Regions from separate parts of the Homo sapiens genome. Here regions 1 and 2 are each linked to region 3. Evidence: read pairs that join two places in POLR2A ChIA-PET (ENCODE). Cell type or tissue: endothelial cell of umbilical vein. All regions are shown on one strand. Links, peaks and the distances in the headings refer to the core of each region. The heading gives the core; the rest is flanking DNA. Region 1 overlaps DNAL1 (dynein axonemal light chain 1). Region 2 overlaps PTGR2 (prostaglandin reductase 2). Region 3 overlaps MIDEAS (mitotic deacetylase associated SANT domain protein).

Region 1 (8,112 bases), core at 1,938-6,937, 84 kb before region 3:
AAAGAATTATTAAACAGTTTGCTAAATTCTAGCAATTGTCTTGAAATAAACATGGAAAAGCCTTAGGAAATTCTGGCCTCTTTTGTTTCCACATTGCAATCATGGGTTATTTCTTCCAAATGTATTTTTCTCATAGGAAGAGAAAACTGGCCAGAGGCCATCTGAAGCCAAAGAGATAAAACTTTATGCCCAGATTCCCCCTATAGAGAAGATGGATGCATCCTTGTCCATGCTTGCTAATTGCGAGTAAGTTCTCTTTTCATCCTTCCAGTATTGCTGTTAGGTTTCCCTTTCTTTTCTTAAACACACAAAGTAGGAAAATATGTTTGTTTTCTGTGGTCTTCATTTATTTTTTGTTTGCTTAGTGTAATTCTCTCTTTGGCAAGGTCAAACATGAAAAATGACTGGTTTATAGGATTATTAATAGAAAATATTGAACAGTATAGTACAATTTTTTTTTTTTTTTTTTGAGATGGGGTCTGGCTCTGTCGCCCAGGCTGGAGTGCAATGGCATGATCTCGGCTCACTGCAACCTACGCCTCCCGGGTTCGAGCAGTTCTCCTGCCTCAGCCTCCCGGGTAGCTGAGACTACAAGGCACATGCCACCACGCCCAGCAATTTTTTTGTATTTTTAGTAGAGATAGGGTTTCACCATGTTAGCCAGGATGATCTTGATCTCCTGACATTGTGATCCGCCCACCTCGGCCTCCCAAAGTGCTGAGATTACCAGCATGAGCCACCACGCCCAGCCAAACAGTACAATATTTTTAGTACAGTTTTTATAATGAGTTTGAAAATATACATCTCCTAGTCTTTTGGGAGAAGCTAAATAACACAATAAACTATATATTTTTTAAATATGGAATGCGTCACGATTGTATGTCATCCTTGTGCAGGGGCCATGCTAATCTATCGTTCCAGTTTAGTACATGGCTGCTGAAGTGAGCACCACAATAAACTATGACATTTATGAAATCTACTACTTTCTCTTGTAAAATTATCCACAAAGTCAAAACTGTATTTTCTTACTACATGCCTAAGAGATACCCCTTAAAAAAAAAGTTTAAAATTATAAAAAACACATTATAAAACATCTGGAAAATATAAGCAGCACAAAGAAAAGGAATTAACATCAACCAAAATCACAGCACTGTGTGAGAACCAGTGCTAGCATTTTTGTAGAGCCTTCTAACTTTTAAAAACAAATTCTAATTGGGATCAAATTATACTTTATTTTTTTGAGAAACTCTTTGTCACCCAGGCTGCAGTGCAGTGCTGTGATCTCGGCTCATTGGAACCTCTGCCTCCTGGGTTCAAGCAATTCTCCTGCCTCAGCCTCCCAAGTAGCTGGGACTACAGGCACTTGCCACCACACCCATCTAATTTTTTTTGTATTTTTAGTAGAGATGGGGTTTCACCATGTTGGCCAGGCTGGTCTCGAACTCCTGACCTCAAGTGATCCACCCACCTTGGCCTCCCAAAGTGCTGGGACTACAGGCATGAGCCATTGTGCCTGGCCTACTTATTTTGTAATCCTATATCCTGTGACTTTAAATATCAGATCTATAGTAGTTTCTTTTAATTTATTTTCTCAATACATGTATTTTAGCAGGATTCTGTGGCTAATTTGAGGCAATTATACCACGTTGCCTTGAAACCATGTTTTTAGGCTACAAGTGTGTCTCATCAGGGCTATAGTATACCATAGAATCACTGGGTTTTTTTCTGATTTCTTCACCCTGTGTTTGTCTAAGTGTGATCCCTTGATCATCTGCACTTTATGCAGGAGATCAGCCCCATCCCAAATTTATAGAAACAGAATATTTGCTGATGAAACCTAGGAATCTGCATTTACAGTAAGCAACTTGGGTAATTCTAGGACACATATTTGTGAACCCATGCATTAGACTAATATCCATCTGTGGGATCAAAGGGGAGAGCAAACATATTTAGCTTTTGTACGCAGCTTGTTCTTTGTGATGAGAACACAGTGTGTCACATAAAAATCCACCACCACATGCTTTTTTGGCATCAGGCATGATTTCAAAGTGGTCACATATCTTTTTATCATAAAGCCATCTCAAAGGCAAACAAATTTGAGAAGGTTTTATACCTCATACTAAAGCACCTTGTATATCACCTCGAGTCAACCTGTTCATATTTTGCTGACAATTTATTTGTGCTAGCTGCCTTAACAAGAATTAAAGAATTATTTCCCAACCATATTCCTAGATTTAAAGGCAATCCATTATTCACTGGGAGTTCTCAGGAGTGGGGGATGACTAGAAAATATACAGATTTGGCCAGTCATTTACCTGACTCGCACACTCATAATCCCAGCTACTTGGGTGGCGGAGGCATGAAAATCGCTTGAACCTGGGAGGCGGAGGTCGCAGTGAACTGAGATCATGCCACTGCACTCCAGCCTGGGCCACAGAGCGAGACTCTGTCTAAAAAAAAAATATATATATTGTTCTGCTAGATGGTTTTTAAACTATGTATCATAGACATCTTCCCAAGTCGGTATCTGTAGCCCTATCTCCTTTGTTTTAGTGGCAGCTTAGTATTTCACTATCTGTTCCTAAGTTAACAGGTGTTTATAGATTTTTTCAATTTTTCTGCTATTCCAGTAATACATATAATCTAGTTCATATATCTTTTGGCATTTATATTAATATTTCAGTAGGATGTATTTCTAGAAGTGAAAAACTTGGTCAAGAAATGTATGCATTAAAAAATTTCATAATACCAGGGCCAGGTGTGGTGGCTCACACCTCTAATCCCAGCACTTTGGGAGGCCGAAGCAAGTGGATCACTTGAGGTCAGGAGTTCAAGACCAGCTTGGCCAACATGGTGAAACCCTGTCTCCACTGAAAATACAAAAATTAGCCAGGCATGGTAGCAGGCACCTGTAATCCCAGCTACTTGGGTGGCTGAGGCAGGAGAATTGCTTGAACCGGGGAGGTGGAAGTTGCAGTGAACTGAAATGGTGCCACTGCACTCCAGCTTGGGTGGCAGAGTGAGACTCTGTCTTAAGAAGAAAAAAAAATTGTTAATACCATATTGCCCTCAAGAAGATTTTTTCAAATTTTTAATGAGTGTTAAACTTAGGTAATCAGAGAAAAACAATGATTTCAAAATGAAGTAATAAATGCTATGATTGAGTGGGGAAAATATTACTTAAATATTATCTTTTATGGGCACTAGTGTTAAGGAATAATTTCTGATTTACCATTTACATTTTTCACATTAAATTTTTTCTTTGTTCTTTTAAAGGAAGCTTTCACTGTCTACAAACTGCATTGAAAAAATTGCCAACCTGAATGGCTTAAGTAAGTGATTCACAGTAACAGATGGTTCATGGATTTCCTAGTTATTTTAATAAACATTCCGGAGACAATATGTAATTCCAGAAGCTGGCACCTGTTTTAGCCATACTTGTTGTCAGATAATAGAATACATAAACTATGTCTTAAGTTTGATTATCCAAAGAAAAATAGAGATAGCATGAGCTCTGAACGTTTTAAAGACATTTAAAAGCTTTTATAGAGTTAGAATTGAGATGTCTTAAATAGAATATCAGATTTTTAATTGTGTATTTCTTTGTTCAGATTTGTATTGTCTGTATTTCAAACTTGTTATATTTAAATTTTAATTCATCATCCCTGTTTTTCCTGTGCTCCTTATCCTCGTTAATGACATTGCCTCCCTCCCAGTTGCCAAGGCCTCTGACTCTGTATTAGTTTCCTACGGCTGCTGTAACTTGATGGCTTAAAATGATGGATATATATTCTCTTATGGTTCTGGAGACCAGAAGTCTGAAATCAGTTTCATCTGGTGAAAATCAAGCCATGCTCCCTCTGGAGGCTGGAGGAGAATCTTTTTCTAGCCTCTTCCAGCTTCTGGTGGCTGCTGCATTCCTTGGCTTGTGACTCATCACTCCAGTCTCTGCCAGTAGTCACACTGGCTTCTCCTTCTGTGTCAAATCTCTGTCTGCCTCCCTCTTATGAGGATACATGTGATTGCATTAGGGCACACCCTGATCTTGAGGATAATCTCCCTGTCTCTCAAGATCCTTAATCATATCTGCAAAGTACTTTTTTTTTTTTTTTTTTTGCCATATAAGGTAACGTTCACAGGTTCCAGGCATTAGAATGTAAGTATCTTTGGGGGAGCCATTGTTTAGCCTACCACAGTCTCTCTTCAAGCCCTATATGCAAATTTATCACTAAATCCTGTTAACTCTACTCTTTGAAGGAGCTCTCAAATAAAGTGTTGCTTTTCCATTTCCAGGAGTTACAACTTTTTAGACCCTCATCATCTTCCCCTTAGGTCATGTTCTTCAAACATTTTGACCACTTTCCATTGTAAGAAATACATCTGAATGTATTATACATTCATATGAATATGCATATCAAATATATACGTACATATAAACTTGAATAAAGTTTGCAAGACAGTATTTACCCTTATATAGCATAGGTCCCAGTAATTTTTTTTTTTTTTTTTTTTTGAGATGGAGTCTCACTCTGTTGCCCAGGCTGGATTTCAGTGGTGCAATCTCAGCTCACTACAACCTCCGCCTCCTAGGTTCAAGCAATTCTCTTGCCTCAGTCTCCTGAGTAGCTGGGATTACAGGTGCCCACCGCCACGCCTGGCTAATTTTTGTATTTTTAGTGGAGATGGGGTTTCACCATGTTGGCCAGGCTGGCCTCAAACTCCTGACCTAAAGTGATCCACCCACCTCAGCCTCCCAAAGTGCTGGGATTATAGGCGTGAGCCACCACGCCTGGCCAGTTCCAGTATGTATTTTTAAATTTTTATTTCTTTTTTTTTAAATGCTGATCACAACACACTAAATTGATTTCACAACCTATTAATTTAGGCTCATGACCCATAGTTTGAAAAACACTATCTTACAACTTTTGTGATAGTCAAACAGGTCAGGGTCACTGGTCTCATTATCTAAGGTGTTATCCTAGTTCATTGCCTCATGACTGAGAAAGTTAAGGAATGTGGATGCAAAGGGTGAGGTTGCAGTGAAAGTTTAATGAGTGAAAAAAGAAAGCTCTCTGCAGTGGAAAGGGAACCCCAAGTGAGTTGCTGTTTTTACAGCTGAATTCAAAAACTTTTATAAGAAACTCCTCTCACCTCTGTAGCTGTTTGAGTAACTTCTCTTATTTGAAAAGCTGTCTGCACAACTCCCCCTTATCTATGTAGTTGTGGGTGTATCTCTAGGCAGGCATCAAAGCACTGCTTCTCTTCTTTGTATAATTGTGGGTTTGTTTTAGGTAAGTCCCTCTCCTCCCTGTACAGGTTCCCAGGGAGACTACTGTGTACATAACTGAAAAGGGGAAGAAACTTTCCTGGGAGCCCACCAATTACACAAAGAAGAATCTGTGCTGGACCCTACATACTTATCTGTGCAGGTGCAGCCTGAGTTTTCCACAGACTGTTATATTTTTGCCTGTAGCTGTGATTTTTCAGGCAGGCTGCTTTTCCAAGGACCAGCCTTAACTGTTTACTTAACTGATTTCTCCTTTTCTTCTCCCTCAATAGCCTCCTAATTGATCTCCTTTCCTCCTGTCTTTCTGCCCTTCAGGTGACCTTCATCACTGATAACAGAGTTTTCTTTCTAAAAATATCATTTGAATATCATTATATCAGAGACCTTTTAATGGTATCTCTTTGCCTAGTAAAGACCAAATGCCTTGATGTCGCATTAAAAGTCATCTAAAAGCTTTTAGTATCCAATTTACACCCAAATACACTATTTTAAAAATGACTTTGTAGCATTTATTAATGCAATAATTTTCACTGAGAACAGCTTTTTCCTGTAACAGGAAAATCCTATAACAAATTAAGATTAAGAATGCAGCCAGGTACCATGGCTCATGCCTATAATCCCAGCACTTTGGGAGGCTGAGGCAGGTGGATCACTTAAGCTTAGGAGTTCGAGACCAGCCTGGGCAACATAGCGAGACCCCCATCTCTACTAAAAATTTTAAAAATTATCTGGGCATGGTGGTGTTTGCCTGTAGTCCCAGCTACTTAGGAGGAGGATTGCTTGAGCTCAGGAGAGTGAGTCTGCAGCAAGCTATGATGGTGCTACTGCACTCCAGCCTGTGCAACAGAGCAAGACCTTGTCTAAAAAAAAAAATAAAAAAAAATTACGAATGCCACGTGTGAATGTCACCCCCTCCTTGAAGACTTCCCTCATCTCCATCATCAAAATTAATTACTCCTTTGGAAATATTCATAACAGTCTACTTGGATTATAATAATAATTACCTATCATATAATTATTGTGAAGATTGAGTTAGTATATATATAGAGTACTTAGAATTGTGCCTGGTGCATATAAAATGCTCAATAAATATTAACCATTATTATAGTTACTTGGGAATATGTTCTGCTCTTTAGATAGTGAATTCCTTGAGGAAAAGCATCATCTTATTAATCTTTTAATCTTCTATTTCAGTACCCCCACCCCTCATACCTTACTCAAAGTTGGCATTCAGTACTTATACAGTGCTGGAAAGTTGGCCTTCGGTATTTACATAGTGTTAACTAGTAGAGTTGTGTGTGAGATGCCTGTCTATTCTAATTTTTTGCTGACTCACTCAAACAATTTAAGCTATTACATTTTATTCTCTGCCTCAGTTTTTTTCTCTGTAATTGAAGTAACTTGCTTAATAACTTGCTCTGTAACTTGCTTAAATGTGACTAAGCAAGTTGATAACATATTATTTATCATCACAGATTACATGATTTTCTTTATATAAAAACATGACTATGGGCTGGGCACGGTGGCTCACACCTGTAATCCCAGCACTTTGGGAGGCCGAGGCGGGTGGATCACCTGAGGTCAGGAGTTTGAGATCAGCCTGGCCAATGTGGTGAAACCCTGTCTCTACTAAAAATACAAACATTAGCCAGGTGTGGTGGCGTGCGCCTGTAATCCCAGCTACGTGGGAGGCTGAGGCAGGAGAATAGCTGGAACCTGGGAGGCGGAGGTTGCAGTGAGCTGAGATCACGCTACTGTACTCCAGCCTGGGTGACAGAGTGAGACTCATCTCAAAAAAAAAAAAAAATGACTATGATAATAGTGAAAATGGATGACCTTCTATGTAGGGCTGGCAGTGGGTTTTAAATCACTTTCTAACTTGGGTCAGTTGGTAGAGACTCTCAGGAAAATTGTAATAATAAGAGTTCTAAAAACTTAGTGGAACGAATACCTTGATCAATTATTCATGTCTGCTGTAGACACAAAATCAGAGAGTATAGGTATTTGCTATATTTGGCTCATTTCATTTTAGTTCTGCTAGTTACAAATACAATTTATGTAGTCTGTGGCTAGCGAATACATTTTATCTGTGACTATGAAGCAAAAAGAAGCTAATTGATCCATATGAGGATTGAAGTTATGCTTTAGCTTGCCTCCTACCCATCTCCTTTCATGACACTATAGTCTTACCTATTATGCCATCATAAGAAGATCTGAAATAAATAGGTATTCCTATTTAACAGGTGATTTATCAGGCAGAACAACCCTAATAGCAGTTTATATTTATTGTACCAGAATTGTGACTAGAAAATTGCTTGATATGACTATGTTCAAACCATGACTAAAAAGCTGTATAATATGAATAATAATCTTAAAGATTAGAAAATAAATTTTGTTGCCATTTATCTTTGGTGAAAAACTATACTTTACTCCTTCAGGTTACAGGTTACAAATAAGCATAAAACTTGAAAGCACAGTTTTGATTTTCATCAGGATACTGTATGAAGAAAACAATAGTACTTTTCTTCTAGTGGTACCCTACTTATGCAGCACATAAAATATGGAAAATATATATTATGTTATGTTAGAACACTTAATCTATTAACTTTGGATATCATAATTTATTTCCTTATACAGTAATAAATATGGTCTTTTTAGCCATTCGTTACCATTTTCATGTGCAGTTTTTCAAAAAGGGGTTAGAGATTATCTTAGAAAAAGTTGCATATATTTGTTATCTCCAATTGCTGAGGTCATTTCTCAGTCCTCATCTTAGTTGATGAATCAGCGTATTTTTTGATACGGATGATTTCTCTTCCCTCTTT
Region 2 (5,000 bases), core at 1-5,000, 120 kb after region 3:
GTTTGTCACGTATACTTTCAATACTTTCAGACTCATATCTAAGAAGGCTTTGCCTCACTTAAGGTCATGAAGATTTAGTCGTATATTTTCTGCTAAGAGTTTTATAGTTTTGCTCTAACATTTAAGTCAGTAACACATTTTGGGTTAAACTCTATGTATGCGTATGAGGAAGGGGTCTGTATTAATCAAGATTCTTTAGAGAGACAGAAACACAAACACACACATAGGCATGCACCCACAGACATGCACACACATATATATGAGAGGGGACTTATAAGAGGAATTGGCTCACAAGATTATGGAAGCTGAGAGTTCCCATGATAGGCTGTCTACAAACTGGAGAACCAGAGAAGCTGGTAGCATGGCTCAATCCAAGCTGGAAGGCCCGACAACCAAGGAAGCCATTGGTATACTTGTCAGTCCCAAGGCCTGAGAGCCCAGGAAGCCATGGGTGCAGTCTCAGAGTACAAAGGCTGAAGAACCTGGAGTTCTTATGTCAGAGGGCAGGAGAAGAAGGGTGTCCTGCTTTGCAGGAGAGAGAGAGAATTTGTCCTTCACCTGCTTTTTTGTTCCATCTGGGCTCCTTGTTGAATGGATGGTGCCCACCCACATTGAGGGCAGATCTTCACCACATAGTCCACAGACTCACCTGCTAGTTACCTCTGAAAACACCCTCAAGGACATATCCAGAAACAATGCTTCACAAGCCATCTAGGCATTCCTCTATCCAGTCAAGTTGACGCCTAAAATTATCCATCACAGGGCCCAACTCATTCTTTTTTACAATCTCAAACTCCCTGGGCTCAAGTGATTCTCCTGTCTCAGACTCCCAAGTAACTGGGACGATAGGTGCAAGCCACCACACCTGACCTAACTTCACTCTTTTGCAAGTGAATATACAGTCGTGTCAGCACTTTTTTTTTTTTTAAGAGAGACCAGAAATATTTGACCACGAAGGGACATGAACCAGCACTGTTTGTTGAAAAGATAATTCTTTCCTCATTGGTTTGTCTTAGTACTCTTGTTGAAAACCAACTGACCATAAATATGAGGGTTTATTTCTGGACTTTCAACTCTATTCTAGCAATCTGTATATCTGTCATGCTAGTACCTCGCTCTCTTAATTACTGTAGCTTTGTAATAAGTTTTGAAATGAGCAAGTGTGAGTCTTCCAATCTGTTTTTCTTTTTTTTTTTTTGAGATGGAGTCTTGCTCTGTCGCCAGTCTGGAGTGCAGTGGCGCTATCTTGGCTCACTGCAACCTCCACTTCCCGGGTTCAAGTGGTTCCCCTGCCTCAGCCTCCTGAGTAGCTGGGACTACAGGCACCCACCACCACACCTGGCTAATATTTTGTATTTTTAGCAGAGACGGGGTTTCACCATATTGGCCAGGTGGGTCTTGAACTCCTGACCTTCAGGTGATCCACCCACCTCGGCCTCCGAAAGTGCTGGGATTACAGGCATGAGCTACTATGCCTGAACAATTTTTTGTATTTTAGTAGAGACAGGGTTTCACCATGTTGGCCAGGATGGTCTTGATCTCCTAACCTTGTGATCCTCCCGCCTCAGCCTCCCAAAGTGCTGGGATTACAGGTGTGAGCCACCCCACCTGGCCTGTTTTTCTTTTTTAAGATTGTTTTGGCTCTTCTGGGTCCCATGAATTTTCATATGAACTTTAGAACCAGCTTGTCAGTTTCTGCACAGAAGATTTTGATAGGGATTTTGATAGGGATTGCTTTGAGTCTGTAGATCAATTTGGGGAGTATTGTCTTCTGTGATGGTTCATTTTATGTGTCCACTTAACTAGGCCATGGGATGTCTAAATAGCTGGTTGAACGTTATTTCTGGGTGTGTCTGCAAGGGTGTTTCTAGAAGAGATTAGCTTTTGGATTGGTGGACTGAAAAAAGCAGATGTCCTTCTCTAATGTGGGTGGGCATCATCCAGTCCATTGAGGGCCTAAGGAGAACAAAATGTAGAAGAAGGTTGCTGGGTGCGGTGTCTCACACCTGTAATCCCAGCACTTTGGGAGGCTGAGGCGGGCAGATCACCTGAGGTCAGACGTTCAGGACCAGCCTGGCCAACGTGGTGAAACCCCGTCTCTACTAAGAATACAAAAATTAGCCGGGTGTGGTGGCAGGCACCTGTAATCCCAGCTACTCAGGAAGCTGAGGCAAGAGAATTGTTTGAACCCGGGAGGCGGAGATTGCAGTAAGCCAAGATCGCGGCATTGCACTCCAGCCTGTGTGACAGAGCAAGACTCTGTCTCAAAAAAAAAAAAAAAAAAAACAAAAAAACAAAAAAAAGAAGAAGAAGAAGGTTGAACTAACTCTGACTGCTTAAGCTGGAGCATCATTCTTCTCCTGTCCTCAGAGTTCCTGGTTCTCAGGCCTTCAGATCTGGACTAGAATCTCTACTGTCAGCTTACCTGCTCTCATTCACTGGAACCACACTGCTGGCTTTTCTGAGTCTTCAGCTTGCAGATGGCAGATAATGGGACTTCTTAGCCTCTCTAACTGCATGAGCCAATACCTTATAATAAATCTCTTCATAGATATGTATGTATCCTGTTGGTTCTGTTTCTCTGGAGAATTCTGATGAAAACAATATCCTAATACACTGATCCATGAATGCATGATGTCTTTCTACTTATTTGGGTGTTCATTAATTTCTTTCTGTCTTTAAAAAAAAAAGATTTTAGGGGAGGAAAAATGATGGAACAACTAGGATTATAATATAAATTGAATTAATGATCTTCACTTCGAACACTCCCAACTTCAAAGCAAAAACAAAAACCAAAAAACCTCTTTTTCCTCCAGGGAAGTAAATATTTTGTCTACTTACTCATTTCATGCTAGAAAGCACAGTCTTGAGAATTTTGCCTCTACCAGGTCCTGTGGATCCCACCTCCTAAATACCTCTCAATTCAGTCCATGTCTTAGTAATTCCAGGGAAGTCTACCTAGTCTGAATCACCGTTGTTTCTTTCCTAATGGGGTAGGTACCCTTGCATACACACTTTGCCCCTTTAAGCCATTTTTCACACTGCAGCCAGAATGCCAGAGTGATTCTTCTTATAACAGCAACTAATTGTGTCACCTTGCTTAAAGTGGTTTAATGGCTTCCCATTAGTTTTGGAATTGAGACCAATCAGCCTTGACATGGTCTAAGAAGCTACATAACCTGGGCTAGGCACGGTGGCTCACGCTTGTAATCCTAGCACTTTGGGAGGCCGAGGTGGGTGGATAACCTGAGGTCAGGAGTTTGACACCAGCCTGGCCAACATAGTGAAACCCCGTCTCTACTAAAAATACAAAAAAATTAGCCAGGCGTGGTGGCACATGCCTGTAGTCCCAGCTACTTGGGAGGCTGAGGCAGGAAAATCACTTGAGCCCGGGAGGCCGAGGTTGCAGTGAGCCGAGATCACGCCACTGCACTCCAGCCTGGGCAACAGAGCAAGACTCTGTCTCAAAAAAAAAAAGAAGCTACATAACCTGACTCCTTTACCTGTCCAGGCTCAGAGAAGCCTGCCAATTACCCTCACACTGTTGCCTCAGTGGATGTCTGTCTTTTGTAACACATCAGTGCCCCCTTCTGCTTAATCTTTGTATGAATCATGTTTTTAATTTAGTGTATTTTAGGATGTTTTGACATCTTAGGGGGCTTGTGAATCCTAGAGTAACTGTCCCTGGCAGGATTTGCTTATTTTTAGAGATAACAACTTGCATTTGAGTCTTGCCATTCATATACAAACCAACCAATCCAAAGCCCATATCCCTAAACTCCTCCTCTATCTAACTCACACTCCCCTGCCTTAAATCACCTCAGGGCCAGATGCTGCACAACTTAAGAACCACCCCTGTATATCAGAGCCCTCTGACATTATTAAAGCTGTCATGTAATATACTCAAGGTTACCTACCCTGCCTTGCCCGTTCTTTCCTGTGGAAACCAAAGATACTTCTTCCTTAAAAAAAAAAAAGAAGACTCTGGGCCATGCTCTTCCTTGCTCCTTTGCCCTCTTGACCAACTCTTGTGCTTCCCCATGCGACCCTTCTTGGCATATTGTGCCCTCCCCTCTCGGCAACTGTAAGAAATTCTTCTTTCAAGGCAGTTGTCTTCGTATCTATCATTTTACCATACCTGGTTAAAACAGAGTCCCAGGTACATATTAAAGCAAGCCTTCATACATGTTGGCCCTCTATCTAAAAGCCTCTTCCCACTCCTTTCCCTTTACCTGGTAATCCCTGTTATTCCCTAGATGCCTGCTTTAAAGAGATTTCCTTTGGTAAATCACCCTGAACCCTCAGACTAGTCCAGACCTCTCTTTGATATTTTCCTCTTGACATTCAGCATTTATCCCAATTGAAAGTAATAATTACATTTGTGTAGTTATTAGATTATCTGTCTTCCTTAGTAAAAAGTAAGCTTATGGGCTGGGTGCCATGGCTCATACTTATAATCCCAGCACACTGGGAGGCTGAGGCAGGAGGATCACTTGACCCCAGGAGTTTGAAACCATCCTGGGCAACACAGAAAGATGCCATCAATACCAAAAAAAGGAAATTAGGTGAGTGTTAAGGTGCACCAGCCACTCTGGAGGCTGAGGCGGGAGGATCACTTGAGCCCGGGAGGTGGGAGGATCACTTGAGCCCGGGAAGTGGGAGGATCACTTGAGCCCAGGAGGTCGAAGCTGTAGTGAGCTGTGATCATGCCACTGCACTCCAGCCTGGGCAACAGAGTGAGACCGTGCCTCAAAAAAAAAAAAAAAAGTTTATGAAAACAAAGTTCGTATTTATCACTGTATCTCCAGTGACTAGCATAATGTTTATTAAATGTTAATTGCATAAAGGAAGGAAGAAAAATCACTTTGGGATACTTTCACTAGACATTCTCTATGCCTCATTCCTTTAAAAAAAATAATCAGGCTGGGCGAGGTGGCTCATGCTGGTAATCCCAGCATTTTGGGAGGCTGAGGCGGGCGGATCACTTGAGGTCAGGAGTT
Region 3 (8,112 bases), core at 1,354-6,353:
GGAGTAATGATGATGGTGATGGTGCACCCGTGCCAGGCAGATCCTACGTGCTTTATATCCTTTAAATTCCCACCATGGCCTTATAAGGCAGGAGTTGCGATTTTAACCTCTATTTACAGGTTAGCTAGATGAGGCTCAGAGGAGCTAAGTAAGTTGCCTACGGTCACACAGTCATTATGTTGCAGAGCCAAGACTGGAACCCAGATCTGTCTGACTCTAAGATCAAGCTCTTCTTCCTTATCCCCAAGATATGCCACTAAGACCCCAGACCCCTCTTCATACACCTCCCTTCCACAGCACACTCTACACCACCTCCAAGCAAGGATTTTCTAGACACAGATATCAGATATCCCTTCTCATTGGCACTGGGAAGCCCCTTACCCCTGCCTGAACCTTTGGCAGGTACTCTCTCCCATTCTCCCCAAATACAGCTGAGACCCTTGGCCTTCCAGGAAGGGAGAGCAGGAAAAGGTCTCACCACAGAGGGGTCAGCAGATGTGTGAGGTCTACCTGCAGGGAGGCCTGAAACACTTCCTCCTGCACTGGCCACTCTAGCCCCCGATCTAGGCCTGGACTCTCCAGCTCCTGCAACCCCACCCCGGGCTCAGTTGCTGCTGGTGGTGCCTCCAGCTCTCAGACCCCATGGGCTTCTCCCAGCCTGCAACTCGGGGTCAGGACTGCGCCACTTCCTCTCATTTCTTCTACCCCACCCCCGCTGCCCTGTCCCTCAGATGGAAATCAAACTGCCCTTCCTCACAGTGAGGAAGAGGAAGGACGACACCTCCAAAGGCTGCTGACCTGTGGGCCTAGTCCCTGAGATTGCAGGGAAGAGGATGTCATGAGGAACTCCTGCCAGCAGCTCAGCCCTGGGACCAGCTGCAGGGCCTCTGACAACGGATGCAGGAACACTGCAAAAGGAAACCCACAGTCACCACGGGGCCCCAGACACGGCAACCCGCCCTGTCAGTCTGTTTGACTGTCACGCTCTATTCACTTTTCCCTTCCTCCAGGCTCCTCTCTGCAGCAACCAATCCTTGACCAGACCCACAGGTACCCCTGGGCCAAAGACAAGGCAACAATCAAGACCAAGGCCTGGGACCTAGCAGGCTTTCAGGAAGTTCTATGGTGAGTAGCACTTACTCTCTATAGAAGAAAGCAGTGTGCACCAGGAAAAAAAAATAAAAAACAGTGCTGACCCCACATATATGTTTTGCAGACACATGAGGGGAAGGTGCTGGAAAGGCCTTTGGGTGTTCAATGCTGATGGTGACACCAGCTCTCCTGGGATGTCAGCTCAAACACACACTGCTCCCCAAATGCCATCGGCAGCCCAGCTGCACACCCAACACTGGCTGGCTGACCCCAGGAGAAGCCAGAGAGCCATCACCACAGGGCAAGGGGCCAGACTGTGGCCACTGTGGGACCAGGGCCACTCACCAGTCTGCTTGGGGCAATCAGTGTGTCCATTTGAGAAAAAAGACTATTGTGAGTCAAGGCCACACAGACCAGGGAGGAGATGCCAAGTTGATCTCAGCAGCTGCGGGGGCTCAGCTCTGACCTGGGGATAACAGCTGACCCGAGGGCCCCCTGCCCTTGGAGGCTAATGCTCCAAGCTCCCACTCTTATAGCCTGGGCAGGCCCCACAAGCTCAGCACTAGGAAGAGGGGAGTCAAAGATCATGGGTCTGTCACCCAAGGGCAAGACAGGCCCAAACTGAGTCTCCAGGCGAGTCAGTTCTCTGAGCTGTCTTAGGACAAAGTCTAAACTCCCTGCCCTGTCCACAAGTCCCTGCAGACCTTGGCTCCTGCCACCTCTCTCGACAGTCTGTGCTTGAGCCAGGGCCTCCAACGTGTTCTTCTCGCTTTGCTTCCAGGTCTTTGGCCAGGCTGTACCCCTTCCTAGGACACCTTCTCACTCTTTTCATCAGGCCAGGTCCTATTAATCCTTCAGGTTGCAGACACTGCTTCCACTGGGAAACCTGACCCCAGAGCTGAGACAGGAGCTGAACTACAAGCCCCTATAACACACTGTATATGGCACACTAAATCCCAGGTGCCTGCTTTGTCATCCCCAGCAGACAGCAGGCTCCACGGGGCAGGGTTGGCAGACCGTTGTACCTTGGCACTTGGTTTGTATCTGCCTGTCAGGATGCTCATTCAAGACTGCGCCCAAGGTGAGTCAGAGCCACACCTGGGCAGAGGCGACACAGCCCGCATTCCTGCCCTGGGCTCCTGCCTGCTCCTGACTTCTGGGCTCTCTGGTGCACATGAGAGCTCCTCAAGATGCTGGGATGAAGTGAAAAGGCCCAGCCCGGGATCCCACCCTACCCCTGGCCCCAGGCCCTCTACACCTATGTGGAACACAAGTCCTTCTCCCTGCTGGCCCACAAGCCACCTGCCCTTGACTGTCACCTGCTGCCCCACAACACATGCAGGCCAACTGGAAAAGTGCCAGCTCCACTGTTGCCCTCCACCCCACTTTTCTAGGCTTCTACCCCCACCTAGACAGTGGCCAGGGACACAAGCCTGTGGGTCTGTTTACCTCATGCCCTGACATGGCTGGACCTCAAGACACTAAGGTCTGGCCAGGATGCCAGGGAGCCATAACAAGTCCCTGCCACCCCCACCAGAGGAGCACAGCATGGCCCAGCTGGCCCCCTCATCTGGGCTCACATCCTGAAAAGCTCTCTCAGACATTCTGGGGTCTCCAGCTATAGCCAGACTCGGTAAATGGCCTGGAACTGCCATCTTGGGCCAGCTAGAGTTGCCCAGGCCCTAGACAAACCTTCCCTCTGGACCCCATCTGCAATGCTACATGCACCCCCACCAACTGGGACTTCACACAAAGGCCAGTGTACCCCATTTCTGCAAGCCACTGGACACATAAGCACTATTCTCAAGGGGTTTGCAAACAAGGAGGCTCTGATACAACAGACGTGGATCTGACTCCCACAAGTGTCATTTTCCCTGGGAGCATGAGAGAGCAGGCAAGAGGCCCTATGGTCGGCCCATTCCCAATCCAGACAGTCCCTGGACCATCACTTCTCTGGACTGAACTTCAGCTCTGAAAAGCAGAGCCCAGGCCAACAGGCCAGAGAGTCACGAGTCCCAGGGGTCTCAGCCATCAAGCTGCTCAGGATCAGAAGCTTGGCCAGGGTTCAAGCTGCCTGAAGTTTGAGCTTACACAGTAAAAATGCCAACCACTGAGATGCTTTTAAAGGGATGTGTAAGAGAGGAATCCTTTCAGGGCTTATGAGGCACTCTCAGGGCTCCGTCCAGTCTTCTACCTTGATTGCCTCCCTCCCCCATAGCCCCACAAATGCCCACAGGGTGTCCATGGGAAGCTGGGATAGCCAGGTTTGTTTTGCCAGGGGTGGGGGAGGTGGGGGCTGCTAATGCAGAGAGAAAACAGTCATGAGCAAAGCCAGAAAAGGATTAAGCCTCCAGGCTCAGCTTTTGCCTGCACTGAAGGGACTGCCTGCCTTCCTCCTAGGCAAAGGCCACGAAGAGTCACAGGCAGCCCTGGAAAACCCATTCCAACAGGACCCAGGGATCCCAGCAGGAGTAGGGTAGAAGCAGGCAGGTTTAGGCTTCCTCCGCAGGAGACTCAGCAGATGTTCCTGAGGCCCTCTGGTGAGGGCCTCCTGGGACCGCTGGGGTCCTTGCTCTGTCTCCTCAAAACAGTCTCTATGCCCTATACAGCTCCCACCACTGGAGGCTGCTGCACTACCTCCCTTCCCTTCTGGAAAGGCCTGGCTCCCCAGCAGGGCTAGAGCAGGGCTCTCTGAAGTCTGTGCCTGAGCACCCCAGTGCCAGACTCTGCCCTGGGCCAAAGATACAGATGAGGCCACTCACAGGGGCCTCCCTTGCCATTGCCTTGCCCTGCCCACTCCCCCACCACACACCCTCCCTGCTGCAGCTCTGCAGGTGGGCCTGCTGACCCTTCATCTGCTCCACAAGCATTTGCTGAGCACTTGCTGCAAGCCAGGCTCTGGGAGACACAGGAGACACAGAGCTTCCAGGCCGGTGGGGAGACAGAGAAACAGAAACACACGCTAATTATAATGCAAGGAAGCCCGTGCAGGGACTAGGGGTAAGTGACCCCTGGGGACAGGCAACCCCTGGGGGAGCTCCCTGACTTTGAGCCTCCCCTAGAGCTGTTCCTTCTGCCTGGAAGCCCTGCCTCCACTCTCACAATCTGCTTTCCCTCAAGGCCTACCTCCTCCAGCTGGCCCTCCAGCACATATTGTTGTCACCCATTCTGAATCTTCATGCTCTTATACCACTATCCAATAATGCTTCTTCAATTCCCTTCTGTTCCTGCACAGAGCCTGGGAGCAGCAGGGCCTGGAGACAACATGATCCAAGACGGAGGGCAGTGGACTGTTTGTCAGGTAACCAACCAGATGTCTGGTCCAGGAGCCGCCACTCACTGGTTCCTGCCTTTGAGGAGCTTAAGAGCCTGGGGTGGGAAGAGACCTGTATCCAGGGACCAAAGAAACACCTTTGTAAAAAGCAAGTGCCACCAGGACTAGCTGCATGCCGAATATGCGAGAGTACTGCTTATCTGCATAACCACTTATTTCCAACTGAGAAACGAGAAAGGCTGGCTCTGAAAGTAACTTGTCCCAGTTCACAGAACTCATGACTGAGGAGTCAAGATTCAAATCTAAGCCTCCTGACCCCAAACCAGGTCTCTCTCTGTCACTGTGTCAATACCCGTCTGTGTGGATGTCAAGCAGTGGTTCTTAAACCTCAGTGTGTGCAATAAAACCCACCCTGAGAGACTAGTTCATGGGTCTGGTGGGGTGGGGGTCGGGGGTGGGAAGAGCACGATGGGGAATCTAGGATGCTTCACAAGCAGCCAGGTGGTGCCCATGCACTGGAGCAGGGGAAGGGCTAAAGGGCCACAGCCTGGCATAGTGAAGTTTCCCAGGACCCACCACTCCCCATTCCCCAAAGGCACTACCTGTCAGAGTGCTATGGCCTGCCCAGGAGACATGAGGGGTCGCACAGAGCCCTGAGGGGACTCTGCTCTCAGCCAGTCCTAGGGTTAACTGTGGCTCTTACCACGCCTGGGACCCAATTGAGTGCCCATGTTTACTGAGCACTTACTATTTGCCAGGCACTGTGCTAAGTCCATTGCAGGCAGCATTTTGTTTAACCCTTACTGTTCTGTGTCTCGTTATTTACAGACCAGGAATGGTATACTCAAAAATATCTATTTAACATAAAGGAAGACAGTAATAGAAGAACAAAAGAATAAAAAAGACATAAGACATACAGAAATCAAATCACAAAATGGCAGCATAAATCCTACCTTATCCATAATTACTTTAAATGTGAATGGATTAAATATCTAAAAGGCAGAGGTTGGCAGAATGGACTTTTAAAAAAATATGCAATTATATGGCAGAACAGACTTCTTTAAAAAAGATGCAATTTCATTAAAAAAAGAAACACCCTTTACATTCAGAGATATAAATAGGTTGAAAGTAATTAGCAGGGCATGGTGACACACGCCTGCAGTCCCAGCTACTCGGGAGGCTGAGGTAGGAGAATTGCTTGAACCCAAGAGGTGGAGGTTGCAGTGAGCCCAGATTGCGCCACTGCACTCCAGCCTGGGCAACACAGTGAGACTCTGTACCAAAAAAGAAAAAAGAAAGCAAGGGATGGAAAAAGAGATACCATTGTAAACAGTCACCAAAAGACAGCTAGAATGGCTATACTAATATCAGACAAAATATGTGGTGGCAGGCACCTGTAATCGCAGCTACTCAGGAGGCTGAGACAGGAGAACTATTTGAACCTGAGAGGTGGAGGCTGCAGTGAGCCAAGATCGCGCCACTGCACTCCAGCCTGGGCAACAGAGCTAGACTCCGTCTCAAAAAAAAAAAAAAAAAAATCAGACAAAATAGACTTTAAGACAAAAACTGTTATTATAGACAAAGAATATTTTATAATGAACAAAGTGTCCGTCCCTCAGGAGGCTATACCAGTTATAGACATGCATGTACCTAACAACAGAGCCCCAAAATACATGAAGCAAAAACTGTCAGAATTGAAAGGAAAAAATGAACAACTCAAATAACAGTAGGAAACTTCAATACTCTACTTTTTTTCATGTTATTTTATACATACACATGAGAGAGAGAAAACACTCTACTTTCAACAACGAACAGTACGACTAAATAGAAGATCGACAAGGAAATAGAAGATTTAGACACTATAAACCAATTAGACCTGGAAGACCTATATAGAACACTCCACCTAACAACAGCAAAATACACACAAATACACACTCTTCTCAAGAGCACACAGATACTGCAGCTGTAGGTGAACTGTTTTTTTGTTTCTTTTTAAAAAAGAGCAGGCCCGGCACAGTGGTGCCTGTAATCCCAAAATTTTGGGAGGCCAAGGCCAGGAGGATCACTTGAGCCCAGGAGCTCAAGACCAGCCTGGGCAACAAAACGAGACCGTGTCTCTACAAAAAAAAAAAAAAAAAAAATTAGCTGCGTGTGGTGGCCACTATAGTCCCAGCTACTCAGGAAGCTGAGGCAGGAGGATTGCTCGGGCCCAGGAGGTTGAGGCTGCAGTAAGCCGTGTTCATGCCTCTGCAATCCAGCGTGCATGAAAGACCAAGATCCAGTCTCAGAAAAAATAAAAAATACATACTTTTTTATATATTATATAATATAATATATATATAAAATATATATATGTATATTTATAGCACAAGGAACACTCTCTACAATAGATCATCATTAGGCCATAAGACAAGTCTCAACAAATTTAAAGGGACTGAAATCACTCAAAGTATGTTCTCCAATCAAAACGGGTTGAAATTGGAAATCAATAACCGAAGGAAATTTGGGAAACTTACAGGAAACGAAGGTTAAAAGTAACTTGCCAAGTTCTCTCAGCTCAGAAAGGCCCCTCCCTCCTCAGCCCATGTTCTCCACACCTTCGGTGTCACAGTCCTAGGCAGCCGCAGAGCTCAGACTTGCAAAGGCCTGGGTATCCCCTCTCCCAGACACACATTGAACCTGACCCCAAGCTTGATCCCGACATCAAAACAACTAGGGGATGGAGAGGCCTTTGGGATTGCAACAGCTTGTCAGGCAGCCCTGCTTTTCCCTAGGAAAAATGGCCACAGGCAAATATTTCCACTTCCATGGCCAATCTACAAAATATCCAAAAGACAGATCCTTCCCAAAAGAAGGGAGCTAACGAGTACTTCGCTGGGCTGGGTCCTCTACAAATTCGAATCCATGCTTATAAACCTCCTATGGAGGAGTCTTATGTCCTCATTCTCCAGAGGGAAGTTGAGGCTCTGCTGTTACAGAGCCAGAAGCAAGATTCAAATCTTTATCTTGTGTCTTCCAAGTCCTTGCTCTTTCCACCACCCTCCCAGAAAAATCTGAAATCTACACCGGTGGGCCTCAGAAGGAATGCTACACTTGAGAACTTCACAAAGCCAGCTCCGGAGCTGCTGCTCTTCCCTGGGGGCATTTCCAAGCACAGCATGGTCTATTAACACTCCTCTTAAGAAATTATCCTAGCCCCAGTCAGCCAGAAACAGTTTCCCCTCCAGACTGGGGGTATCTGTAAAAGCCCCTGGAAGCCAAGAGAGCCCAAAGGGTGTTGAGGTATGGGGGACTGCAGAGGTGAGCTGGAGGCTGCAGGCTCAGCACCATCTCACTCTGGAATAAAAGCCTCCATGCCACATGGAGAAAGGTGGCTTGGGCCTCTCTTCAGAGCCAACTGGCAAAGCAGGGCCCAGCTGGGAAAGCTGAACAGATTCCAAATATCAAGGGATGTCAATGTTTACCTACTCCAATTCCTCGTTCCACAGAGCAGTCCAGAGAAGGAAATAAACTCGTCCGAGGACACACAGCCAGGAGCAAAATCAAGGACTCCAATAACAATGCTTCATGCCTCCATTTAGGCAGGCCCCACCACTTGGCAAGACACTGGGCAAAGCATGGAGCCAAGGTTTATCCCAACATCACACAAACAAGGCTTCATCAATACCTCCAAAATTTCCATTGAAGGTGCTACTATGTGCCAGGCATGGTGCTAAGCACACTACACACATTATCCTGTGTAATCA

The links. Peaks named below come from ENCODE experiments on the same cell type or tissue, not always from the same donor. Only the 100,000 strongest peaks of a DNase experiment are listed, where the experiment ranks them.
Region 1: POLR2A ChIA-PET joins it to region 3 with 6 read pairs; 6 of 35 experiments call an interaction of 5 or more read pairs at or near these places.
Region 2: POLR2A ChIA-PET joins it to region 3 with 5 read pairs; 24 of 35 experiments call an interaction of 5 or more read pairs at or near these places.

Annotation. Positions count from the first base shown.
Region 1 is chr14:73,658,711-73,666,822 of GRCh38, forward strand. DNAL1 (dynein axonemal light chain 1) reads left to right here. Exons shown (of 8, transcript NM_031427.4): 3 at 137-246; 4 at 3,277-3,332. It also overlaps the pseudogene RNU6-240P. Among named protein-coding and RNA genes, the nearest start is that of DNAL1, 18 kb to the left of the region's middle. RefSeq lists a silencer at 5,116-5,410. In endothelial cell of umbilical vein, for the core only: a CTCF peak has its summit at 3,870 (motif pointing left); a DNase peak (open chromatin) is centred at 3,901; H3K27ac peaks cover 841 bases.
Region 2 is chr14:73,864,823-73,869,822 of GRCh38, forward strand. The region is part of intron 3 of PTGR2 (prostaglandin reductase 2); the gene reads left to right. Among named protein-coding and RNA genes, the nearest start is that of PTGR2, 15 kb to the left of the region's middle. In endothelial cell of umbilical vein, for the core only: no CTCF peak of the experiment used is centred there; no DNase peak of the experiment used is centred there.
Region 3 is chr14:73,742,884-73,750,995 of GRCh38, forward strand. The region is part of intron 1 of MIDEAS (mitotic deacetylase associated SANT domain protein); the gene reads right to left. It overlaps LOC124903345 (a long non-coding RNA gene), which reads left to right. Exons shown (of 3, transcript XR_007064264.1): 2 at 1,011-1,125; 3 at 4,328-4,562. Among named protein-coding and RNA genes, the nearest start is that of MIR4505, 12 kb to the right of the region's middle. RefSeq lists a silencer at 723-1,017 and enhancers at 3,579-4,093, 4,094-4,607. In endothelial cell of umbilical vein, for the core only: no CTCF peak of the experiment used is centred there; no DNase peak of the experiment used is centred there; H3K27ac peaks cover 2,970 bases.